3 separate regions of the Homo sapiens genome follow, and regions 1 and 2 are each linked to region 3. Evidence: chromatin contacts called from ENCODE Hi-C or POLR2A ChIA-PET data. All regions are on one chromosome and are shown on one strand. Each heading gives the region's core, a stretch centred on a gene start or an enhancer-like site at or near the end of the contact. The rest is flanking DNA. Distances are from core to core; before and after follow the strand shown.

Evidence for each region. Hi-C counts contacts between places; a loop is a spot of excess contacts on that map. ChIA-PET counts read pairs that join two places held with the same protein, here RNA polymerase II (POLR2A). Pooled maps may share reads with other maps.
Region 1: a loop to region 3 is called in a map of CD8-positive, alpha-beta T cell, with 24 times the contacts of the local background. The contact joins the promoter of PRR5-ARHGAP8 here to the promoter of TTLL12 in region 3. A Hi-C loop is called at or near these places in 2 of 168 maps with a recorded cell type or tissue (CD4-positive, alpha-beta memory T cell and CD8-positive, alpha-beta T cell) and 8 of 50 pooled maps. POLR2A ChIA-PET finds 5 or more read pairs at or near these places in 1 of 52 experiments (MCF 10A).
Region 2: a loop to region 3 is called in a map of CD8-positive, alpha-beta T cell, with 6 times the contacts of the local background. The contact joins the promoter of RTL6 here to the promoter of TTLL12 in region 3. A Hi-C loop is called at or near these places in 1 of 168 maps with a recorded cell type or tissue (CD8-positive, alpha-beta T cell), 1 of 37 single-sample maps with no recorded cell type and 8 of 50 pooled maps.

Annotation. Positions count from the first base shown.
Region 1 is chr22:44,700,479-44,703,545 of GRCh38, forward strand. PRR5-ARHGAP8 (PRR5-ARHGAP8 readthrough) reads left to right here and starts at 1,726. Exons shown (of 15, transcript NM_181334.6): 1 at 1,726-2,130. The coding sequence starts at 1,997. It overlaps PRR5 (proline rich 5), which reads left to right and starts at 1,726. Exons shown (of 8, transcript NM_181333.4): 1 at 1,726-2,130. The coding sequence starts at 1,997. RefSeq lists a silencer at 1,600-2,009.
Region 2 is chr22:44,496,830-44,499,973 of GRCh38, forward strand. RTL6 (retrotransposon Gag like 6) reads right to left here and starts at 1,404. Exons shown (of 2, transcript NM_032287.3): 1 at 1,215-1,404; 2 at 1-982. The coding sequence starts at 727. The coding sequence ends at 8. RefSeq lists an enhancer at 1-75 and silencers at 1,335-1,464, 1,555-1,614.
Region 3 is chr22:43,185,411-43,188,835 of GRCh38, forward strand. TTLL12 (tubulin tyrosine ligase like 12) reads right to left here and starts at 1,724. Exons shown (of 14, transcript NM_015140.4): 1 at 1,483-1,724. The coding sequence starts at 1,659. RefSeq lists enhancers at 375-879, 820-899, 910-969 and silencers at 1,350-1,569, 1,610-1,769, 2,018-2,137.

The DNA.
Region 1 (3,067 bases), core at 476-2,975, 1.5 Mb after region 3:
GCCAGGCATGGTGGCACATGCCTTGTAGTCCCAGCTATTCAGGAGGCTAACGTGGGAGGGTTGCTTGAACCCAGGAGGTAGAGGCTGCAGTGACCACAGTGGTGCCACTGCATTCAACCTGGGCCAAAAAGTGAGACTCTGTCTCAAAAAGAAAAGAAAACGTGTACAGCACTTGACAGTTAGTTTATAAAGCACCTGTTGCTGCCTGTGGGCCCCAAGCTGCCTGTGAGATGAACCGTTCCATCCCGCTTTACTGATGAGCAAGTTTGTCTGTTTATGTCTCTGTCTCCCAAAGACGATGGTATTTATGTCTGGAACACAGGAGGTACTCAGGAGACACTGGTTGATTTGCACTAAACAAAGACTCTTCATGAGGCTCTCTTACTTTTTATTTTATTTTATTATGATGATGATGATTTTTGAGACGGAGTTTTGCTGTTGTTGCCCAGGCTGGAGTGCAGTGGCGAGATCTCAGCTCTCTGCAACCTCTGCCTCCCAGGTTCAAGCGATTCTCCTGTCTCAGCCTCCTGAGTAGCTGGGATTACGGGCATGCACCACCACGCCCAGCTAATTTTGTATTTTTAATAGAGATGGGGTTTCTCCATGTTGGCCGGGCTGGTCTTGAACTCCTGACCTCAGGTGATCCTCCCACCTCGGCCTCCCAAAGTGCTGGGATTACAGGCATGAGCCATCACCTCTCTCTTACATTTTATATGGGGCCCTCCCAGCTCCTGGAGCTGTGGCTGTCACCCCCCATCTGATGGAGGGGTCAGGTGAGCCTTGTGGGAATCCCAGAAGCTGGGGACTGGGAAGGGCCCTGTTCAAGGGGCTGGACGCTCCCTGTGGTGAAGCCCAACTCTACCATTTGTTGATTGCACAATGTTGGCACAATGTTGGGCAAGTTATTTCACTCTGTGAGCCTCAATGTCCTCAACTGGAAAATGGGGAGAAGAATAATCTCTACCTCACGGAAGTAGTTCATGTTAGTTCATGTGAAATCAGACATCTAAAAGTGCTCTGCGAAGCAGGCAGGAAGCACCGGCTGTGCCCTGCCTTCACTGGGATCACTCTGCCCCCACCACAGGGACTTGGGAAACTGCTTGGTTTTACCATCCAAGAGACCTGGGGGTGGGAGATAAGGAGCAAACCCTCTACTTCTTCAAGCCCTCACTCCAGCAAATCCTCCAGGCAGCCAGGCAATGCTGAAGTCCCTGTCCAAGGGGGTCTAGGCTGAGCCCGGGTGGAGTGGGTTCTTGGGCCAAGGTGCCTGGAGGGGACTGAAGGCCTCTACCCAAAGTCCTCATGAGAACTGGGTGGGGGAGCCTGTGTTCAGGTGAGGGGTACGGAGGCACCTCTGTGGCACAGCCTTTGCGAGGAGGGCTGTGGAGGGAGACCTCCGGGGCCGGGGTCGAAGGACATCGTGTGGGCGCGACCGCAGTGCTGGGCGGGGGGCGGGCGCTTGGGCTTGGGCCCTGCGTCCTGTGCGTGTTGGTTTCCTGTGGGCACGTGGGGCCCTCGGAAGAGGGGAGGAGGGTGAGCACGTCCTCAGAGGGCAGACCCAGCGAGGCGTCGTGGCAGCTGCGGCCGCGGAGACGCCGGCTCCGCCTCTTGCACACGCCCCCTCGCCTGAGGCCCCGCCCCGCCCGCGATGCCCCCGCCCCCTTCCCCGCCCCGCCCCCCGGGGCGCCGAGACCCGCCCCTGGGCCCGCCCCCGGGTCCGCCCCCGGCCTCCGTTTGCGCCGGGTCTGTGCTGGCCGCGCGCCTGGCGCTCCACGCTGAGCCTCTCCGTGCAATGATTAACCCGGCGGGGCGGCCGGCGCGGGACCCGAGACGGAGGCGCGGGGCCGGGGCGGGACCCCGCAGGACCGCTCGGCTTCCTGCTCTCGCCGGAGTTTCCGCGTAGAGGGCGCATCGCCGGCCCGGGGCCCTTGGTGCGGCGTGGCGCAGGGCGCGGCGTGGGGCGCGCGTGGGCGCGGCGCAGGCGGCCCGGGTCACCATGAGGACTCTCCGCAGGTTGAAGTTCATGAGTTCGCCCAGCCTCAGTGACCTGGGCAAGAGAGAGCCGGCCGCCGCCGCGGACGAGCGGGGCACGCAGCAGCGCCGGGCCTGCGCCAACGCCACCTGGAACAGGTAAGGCCGCGCCCTCCCGGCCACCCGGAGGCCCTGGAGCCGGGGGAGGGGACCCCTGAGCCGTCCGCGGGCTAGGGGCCGCCCCGAGCCAGGAACGCTGCCGAAGGCGGCGCGGCGCTTCACAGTTTGCAAAGAACTTGCCCCGCCGGAGTGGTGCGGGCCTGGAGGAAAGTTCAGTGCAGCGTGGTTCCAGAACCCAGGGAAGGGAGCGAGGCCCGCCAGCGCCCGGGGCTGGCCCAGAAGCGCCCGGCGGGTGGGCGGCGGGGTGGGCCGGGAAGCCGCGTGCCCGCCTCCTACCCGGGGTCTTTCCACGTCTCCACTGCGGTGCTCGTGACAACCTGGGAGGCTAACGGAGCAGGAAGTATTTTTCCCATTTTGCGGCTGAGCACGGGAGCCTCGGGGCTCAGTGGGTGGGTCGCGCAGGCTTCCTGTGTCTCTTTAAGCTCCCTTCGGCTTTCCCTTGAGAGGCCCCCTGTCCTCCAGCTGTCAGCAGGGGGTGCGGCAGCTGCGAGGCATTCTTTAGAGGACTCTCCTCCAGGGGTCATTCCCAGACAAGCAGGGGCCTGGGAAGCCCCTTCTCCCAGCTTTGTTTGAGGAGCAAGTCCGGGATCTGGAAAAGAGACGGTTTATTTAGTGGAACTCCCCAGCGTCTCTGCTCCCTAGGAAAATGAGAGGCAGGAGAAAGTGAGGCAGGCTGTTCGCGGGAGGCAGTGGACACTGTTCGGGGGAGGCTGTGGACACTGTTCGGGGGAGGCTGTGGACGTTGCCCCTCTCGCGCCCACACCTGGCAGTAAAATCTTGCCAGATGCTCCACCGGCTGTGGTCTTGGCCACCGGGAACCCGGCTGTCACTTGGACACACGTTATTTTCAGTTCATTGAATGCATTGTGAGCGTCATGGTGGGCTCAGGGCTGCCAGCGAGACCCTCTTCAAACGT
Region 2 (3,144 bases), core at 154-2,653, 1.3 Mb after region 3:
CGGATTCTTAAAGATTCCGTGCTCGGGCAGGCAGGGCTGGCGCTGGACTAGTCCCGTTGGAAGCTGGATGCACTGGGCAAGGCCCCGTGCCCGCAGAGGCCAGCTGGCGGCAGAGCATCTGCCTCTCTCGCACAGCCCTATTAGAGGCAGAAGTCTTCCTGATTTGGGCGCGCCGCGCATGCCGGAGCGGAGACTTGTAGGTTCTCCGCAACTCTGCCAGGAACCCCTGATAGTTGTTGCGCAAGGGGCTGTCAGGTTGCATGTGGGGGATAGCCCACTTCTCCGCCTCCCCAGTCAGTCGAGACACAAGGAAGGCCACACGCTCGGCCTCACCCGGGAAGCGGGAGGCCTGGAAGATCATGAATCTGTCCATCTGCATCAGGAACCCCGCCAACCGGCCTGGGTCCCCGGAAAAGGGCTCGGGCAGAGAGGTTGGAGGTGTGGTCATGGGTCGAGTCCCGTTTGAAGTAATTGAGGAGATGGGCGGGGTGATCTGCAGAGCCCCCGGGATCCGCGCCCTGGTGCGTAACAAGGTCAGCTCTGCCATCACGCTCTCCAGCATGTTGGTGAGATTGGCCTTCTCCGCCCGCAGGGTGGAAGCCTCCCGCCTCAGCGCCGAGTTGGTGAGGCGCAGGGAGGTCAGGGTGTCAATAACGTCATCCATCTGGGCATTCGGAGACGCTGCCAAGGCTGGGCTTTCAGCTTTGGACGTCTGCGGCTGCACCATGCTGGCCAGAGGTCAGCCACACGCTGAGATCCGCGGGTGGACCAAGAGGGTGTGGTGACCAGGTGGGCCCCTGTAGAAATGGGGGCAGTGTGGGGTGCACGACGGCAGGGCGCTGCGAGACCCCCAAGCCGAGGGCCCGAGAGAGGGGCACGCGGTGCCAGGCCCTAGGGACTTCGGCCCCGGTCCCACGCGGCTCCTTTACTGCAGACTTCGCGGACTACGGAGCCAGACGGGTGGCTGGACCTGCTCTGGGCCCTGGAGGATTAAGAAAAGATGTTTTCAAGGTTTCAGTTGCGACTAGCGGGCAGGAGGGTGAGGGGCGGCGTGGAGGGCCCGCGCGTGGGTGGCGAGGCTGCACAAAGCCCCGCGGCGCCCGCCCCGCGCCCGCCCGGGGGAGAACAAAGGGGGCTGCTCCTTGGCGGCCGCGGGCCTGGGGGCCACCACAGTGGCGGGGCCCGGCCGGGCAGGGGGCCGGGGGCACGCGTACCTGGGGTCTCGCGGTTCCTCCGCGGCTCTGTCCGCCGCCGGCCGTGACCAAGATGGCCCGCGCGGGGGACGCGGCCAGGCCGATGAATCACCGCGCGGACCGCCGAGAACTGCTTCCCGGTCAGCGCAGCCAAGCGACGGCGCTGGCGATGGCGGCGGGCGGCCTCCGGCAGGTGCAGGGACCGGGCCAGGCCGGGGCCGGGGCAGGGGCGGGGCCGGGGTCGCGGCAGAGGGCGGGTCACCGCGCGGCCTTTGTGCGGGCGGGGCCGGCGCGGTGGCGGTGGCGGGCGGGCCTTAGGCTGGCCCCGCTGGTTGCCATGGATACCGACCGCTCCCGCGCGTGCGGAGACGACCGCTGCCCCGCCCCCGGAAGTGATGCACAAAGTCCCACCCCCCCCCACCCCCCAACTCGGGCTGCTGCCAATCGGGGAAGACTGTAGTTGCTGCGGCGTCTTCATCAGGGCGGGTACCTGGTGTTCTCCCAGTCATTCCTCCCAAGAGGGCTTGCAAGGCTCTTTCTGTGGTTGTCATTGGGTTTATTTTTTTGATGATTTACTGTTCTTCTTATTTTTTTTTTTTTTTGAGACGGAGTCTCGCTCTGTCGCCTAGGCTGGAGTGCAGTGGCGCGATCCTGAGTCACTGCAACCTCCGCCTCCCGGGTTCAAGCGATTCTTCTGCCTCAGCCACCCAAGTAACTGGGATTACAGGCGCGTGCTACCATGCCCGGCTAATTTTTGTATTTTTAGTAGAGACGGGGTTTCACCTTGTTGGCCTGGCCAGTCTCCAACTCCTGACCTCAGGGCATCCGCCTGCCTTGGCCTCCCAAAGTTCTGGGATTACAGGCGTGAGCCACTGCATCAGGCCCTTATTGTGATTTGAATATAAATTTAATGTAACAAATCTTGATGTAAGAGAAGTAAAAAAAACTTTATACTACTCAGACTCCCTCCACCTAAAGATAGCAAATAGTAATACATATATATGTAACGTAGAGATAGTAATATTTCTGTACTTCCATCCAGTCATTTTTCTATGATATGTTCTACAAAATATTTTTTACCTTATGAATATTTTGTAACCATAACAGCACATTGAATTTTGAGCATTTTCCTATTAAAGATAGTTCAGAAGCATGATTTTCAGTTATTGCCTGTGGTCCATGGAACTCCTGTACCGCAAAGTATTTAGCCATGCCCTTTTTGATAGATCCTTATCTTGTTTACCATGCTAAAGTTTTATAAACTACACTTGTATATAAATCCCCACCCTTTTCTCTGCTGGGTTCCCCAGAGTAAATACCAAGGAGTGAAGATACCTGGCTGATATGGTTTGGCTGTGTCTCCACCCAAATCTCATCTTGAGTCGTAACTCCCACAATTCCCACATCGTGGGAGGAACCTGGTGGAAGGTGATCGAATTATGTGGGCAGGTCTTTTCTGCACTCTTCTTGTGATAGTGAGTGAGTCTCAAGAGATCTGATGGTTTTAAAAAGGGAAGTTTCCGGCCGGGCACAATGGCTCACGTCTGTACTCCCAGCACTTTGGGAGGCCAAGGCGGGTGGATCACGAGGTCAGGAGATCGAGACCATCCTGGCTAACATGGTGAAACCCCGTCTCTACTAAAAATACAAAAAATTAGCCAGGCGTGGTGGTGGGCGCCTGTAGTCCCAGCTACTTGGGAGGCTGAGCCAGGAGAATGGCGTGAACCCAGGAGGCGGAGCTTGCAGTGAGCAGACATTGCACCACTGTACTCCAGCCTGGGCAACAGAGCAAAAGTCCATCTCAAAAAAAAATTAAAAAAAAAAAAAAGGGAAGTTTCCCTGCACAAGTTCTCTCTTTGCCTGCCGCCATCCATGTAAGACCTGACTTGCTCCTCCGTGCCTTTCACCTTCTGCCGTCATTGTGAGCCTCCCCACCACACAGAACTGTAAG
Region 3 (3,425 bases), core at 474-2,973:
TGCTGGCGGCCTCCTCCACACCTGGGCCAGTAGCAGCAGGAGGCTTCACTCAGGAAGAGCTGCAAGTTTGTGAATGGTAAAGCAGTGATTCAGCTCTGTCCTTAACGGCTGGGGAAGGGTCACGGAAAAACACTGGCTGCCCCTTAGTAGGGCAACAGCAGGCAAGGCGGCCTGGGCAGGGGACGTGGCACGGTGGCGACCACCCTCTGTGTGCCAGGCATATTTCTCATGCCACCTCCCATCCTTCCAATACTGTGGGAGCCAGATGGTGTCTCACCATCCCCTTCCCAGATGGAGAACAGGTCTCAGACGGGCGAGTGACCGCCCGAGGGAGGGCGTGCTGCCGTGGAGGCTGGCTGGGCAGGAGCTGGTCATTCCCACTGTGCTCCTTCCACGCAGCCCATGGGAACCTTTTTGTCCTCATGAACAAACCAAGGTCCCTTCCACCCAGCACAGGCCTGGGACCAGAGTGGTCCTCGGAAAGCATATGGCAGAAGTGAGGGGCAGAGGAAACTCTCTGTTACACTGTAGCATAAGGAGGTGCCACTCACTGCACGTTTCCAGCAGGAAGGTTCCTAGTCCAATCAGGATTACACAGAGAAAAACTGGCTCAGAGACCGTAGAGTCTGGCCAGCAGCCAGGCTCAGGGACTCCTAGTTCCCGGCCCGGGTCCCTGTTCTTGGCTCTGGGGTTTCCACTTCATCACCTGCGCCACTAGGCTCATCTCCGTCCGGGAGACAGCACCTGGAGGAGATGTCGGGTCCCAGCTAAAGAAAACACCCCCCCCCCCGCCAGCCCGGGAAGGTGCTGTGGCCTCAGCCTCTGGGCACGCAATAAAAATCCAGGGCTCATCCCCAGCCAGGACAGTGGGGAACGCTTTGGAGTGGAGGAGGCAGGTGAGCCGGATGGGCCGTCCTCACAAAAAGGGAGAGAACCTAGAGGCTTCTCAATCTTTTCCATTTTTCTTTAGATTTCTCCTCCACCTCTCACAGCCTGTTTTCTTTAACCTGCAAGATGAGGGGACCCCGAGGCTCAAATCAAATGAAAAAACACCGAATTCTGTGAACCCAACAGTTACAGCTACACAAATTCACGGGGTTCCCGTTGTCCCTGTGAGGCAGCGGCTGAAAGAATCCCTCTGAAGGGACTCTCGGAGCCGCAGTGTTCTCATCTGTGAAGTGGGGGTGATGAGTTTCACTCCTCGCAGGGCTGTGTCAGGCTCGGGTGTGTGGAGGACCTAAAGTTCCCAACGCAGCCCTCAGCCGGTCTCGGGCCCGGGCAGATCAGGGCCGCAGGTACCCCGGTCTCCTGCTGTCACTCTTCGGCCCCCAACTCCACGCCGCTCCAGAGCTGCCCAGGACGCGCTCTGGGTGGCTCACCGCGGCTCCCGCCGCCCGGGAGCGCTCTTCCCTGTCCCGCGCCGCGGGCTCCCGCCGCGCTCCCACCCCGGCCGCCGCACGTGCCCGCCGCCCTTCCCCGCACCTCGTGCTCCAGCTTGTGCAGGAGGCGGCCCCAGTAACGTTCGGGGACCCCCGAAGCGCGCAGCGCCGGGCCGTGCAGCGCCGCGAACTCGGCCAAGGCCTGCGCGCCCTCCTCCGGCGTCTGGCCCGGGCTGCTACGCTCCGCAGGCCGGCGCTCGGGACCCCGCTCGGCCTCCATGGCGCCAGCACCCGCGCCGACTCCAGCGCCGCCACCGCCGCCGCCGCCCGCCGTCCGTCGGCCCTGCCCTCCCGCCTCCGCCCCCTGCCCCGCCCCGCCCTCCTCCCAGCGCCCCCCCCCCCGCCCCGCCCTCCTCCCAGCCCCCCCCCGCCCCGCCCTCCTCCCAGCCCCCCCCCGCCCCGCCCTCCTCCCAGCCCCCCCCGCCTCCGCCCCCCGCCCCGCCCGCCTCCCAGCACCCCCGCCCCGTCCTCCTCCCAGCCCCCCGCCCACCGCCCCGTCCTCCCCCCAGCCCCCCGCCCCTGCCGCGCCCCCTGCCCCCGCCCCCTGCCCCCCTCCCCACCGCCCCGTCCTCCTCCCGGCCCCCCCGACCCCTCCCCTGCCCCGCCCTCTTCTCGCCCCCTCACCCCGTCCCGCCCCGCCCCCAGTCCGCCTCCAGCCCGGTTTGCCGCGGCCCCCGGGCAGGCCCTGCGCATCGGCGGGGTGCGTGCGAGAGCGCGCGAGCTTGCCAGGAGGGGGCGCGCGTCTGCGACCGCGCCTGTGGTTTGGCTGCCGCCGTGTGCGCACGCGCACCTGATGGTGGCTGAGCTTTTCTCGCTCAGCGCGCGGCGACCCCGGGGAATGCCGGGAGGGCGGGGTGCCTACGTATAGGGCGCTGTCAGGACCGGAAAAGGCCCCACCGACGGCCCGGAAGGTGTCCTGGGGCCCGAACCCGGTGAGGCGGCGCTTCTGTGCCTGCACCGGGCACACAGAGCTCGCAGGCCCCCTGCCTTGGGAGCTCTCGATTCTTGTGAGCGTTTCACCAGATTTGGATGCTGCAAAATCGTGGCCCTTCTCAATTACTTATATTTGGATTCGGAATGTCAGTTGATCCAATTAAGACCAAGTGTACCCGTCAGAGGAATTTACTCCTACATGTCGGGATGTTTCGAAGTGCAGTTGAGCTGGGCGTGGTGGCCGCGTCTGTAGTCCCAGTTACTCGGGAGGCTGAGGCGGGAGGATAGCTTGAGCCCAAGAATTCAAGTCCAGCCTCGGCAACATAGCCAGACTCCCTCTTTAAAAGAAAACAGTTCAGTTATAGAATTTCAAAAGACATTCTCTTTTGAACTCTCATTGAGTTTTATTGCTCCATAGGGATACATTTCAATGTCTTCCTTTTTGCAATTTTGTAAGAATTGTAATTTGCTAAAAAACAAAGGCTGAAAATTTTTTGGAGCTTCAGATGCTATTTTGATAACATTTTTGAACTGAGTTTGAATAAAATGCACCAATTCACGGACTTGTTCAATTCCATTGTAGGAAGCAGGTGGGTCTGCAAAGGCAAAAATTTCCAAACTCAAGTTGGTGAGGGCTGCAGAGAAAAACATTTTATTTATTTATTTATTTTGGGATGGAGTTTTGCTCTTGTTGCCCAGGCTGGAGTGCAATGGTGCAGTCTCGGTTCACTGCAACCTCTGCCTCCCGGGTTCAAGTGATTCTCCTGCCTCAGCCTCCCAAGTAGCTGGGGCTACAGGTGTGTGCCACCACGCCTGGCTAATTTTTTGTATTCAGTAGAGACAGGGTTTCACCATGGCCAGAGGAAAACCCTGATTCCTCGGTTTTTGTTGTGGAAGCCAAGGCTGAGATTGTACCATTGCACTCCAACCTGGTCAACATAGCGAGACTCCATCTCAAAATAAATAATATAGTAAAACAGCATCACAATGCTAGGATGGGGCATGCTGGCTCACACCTGTAATTCCAGCACTTTGGGAGGCCAAGACAGGAGG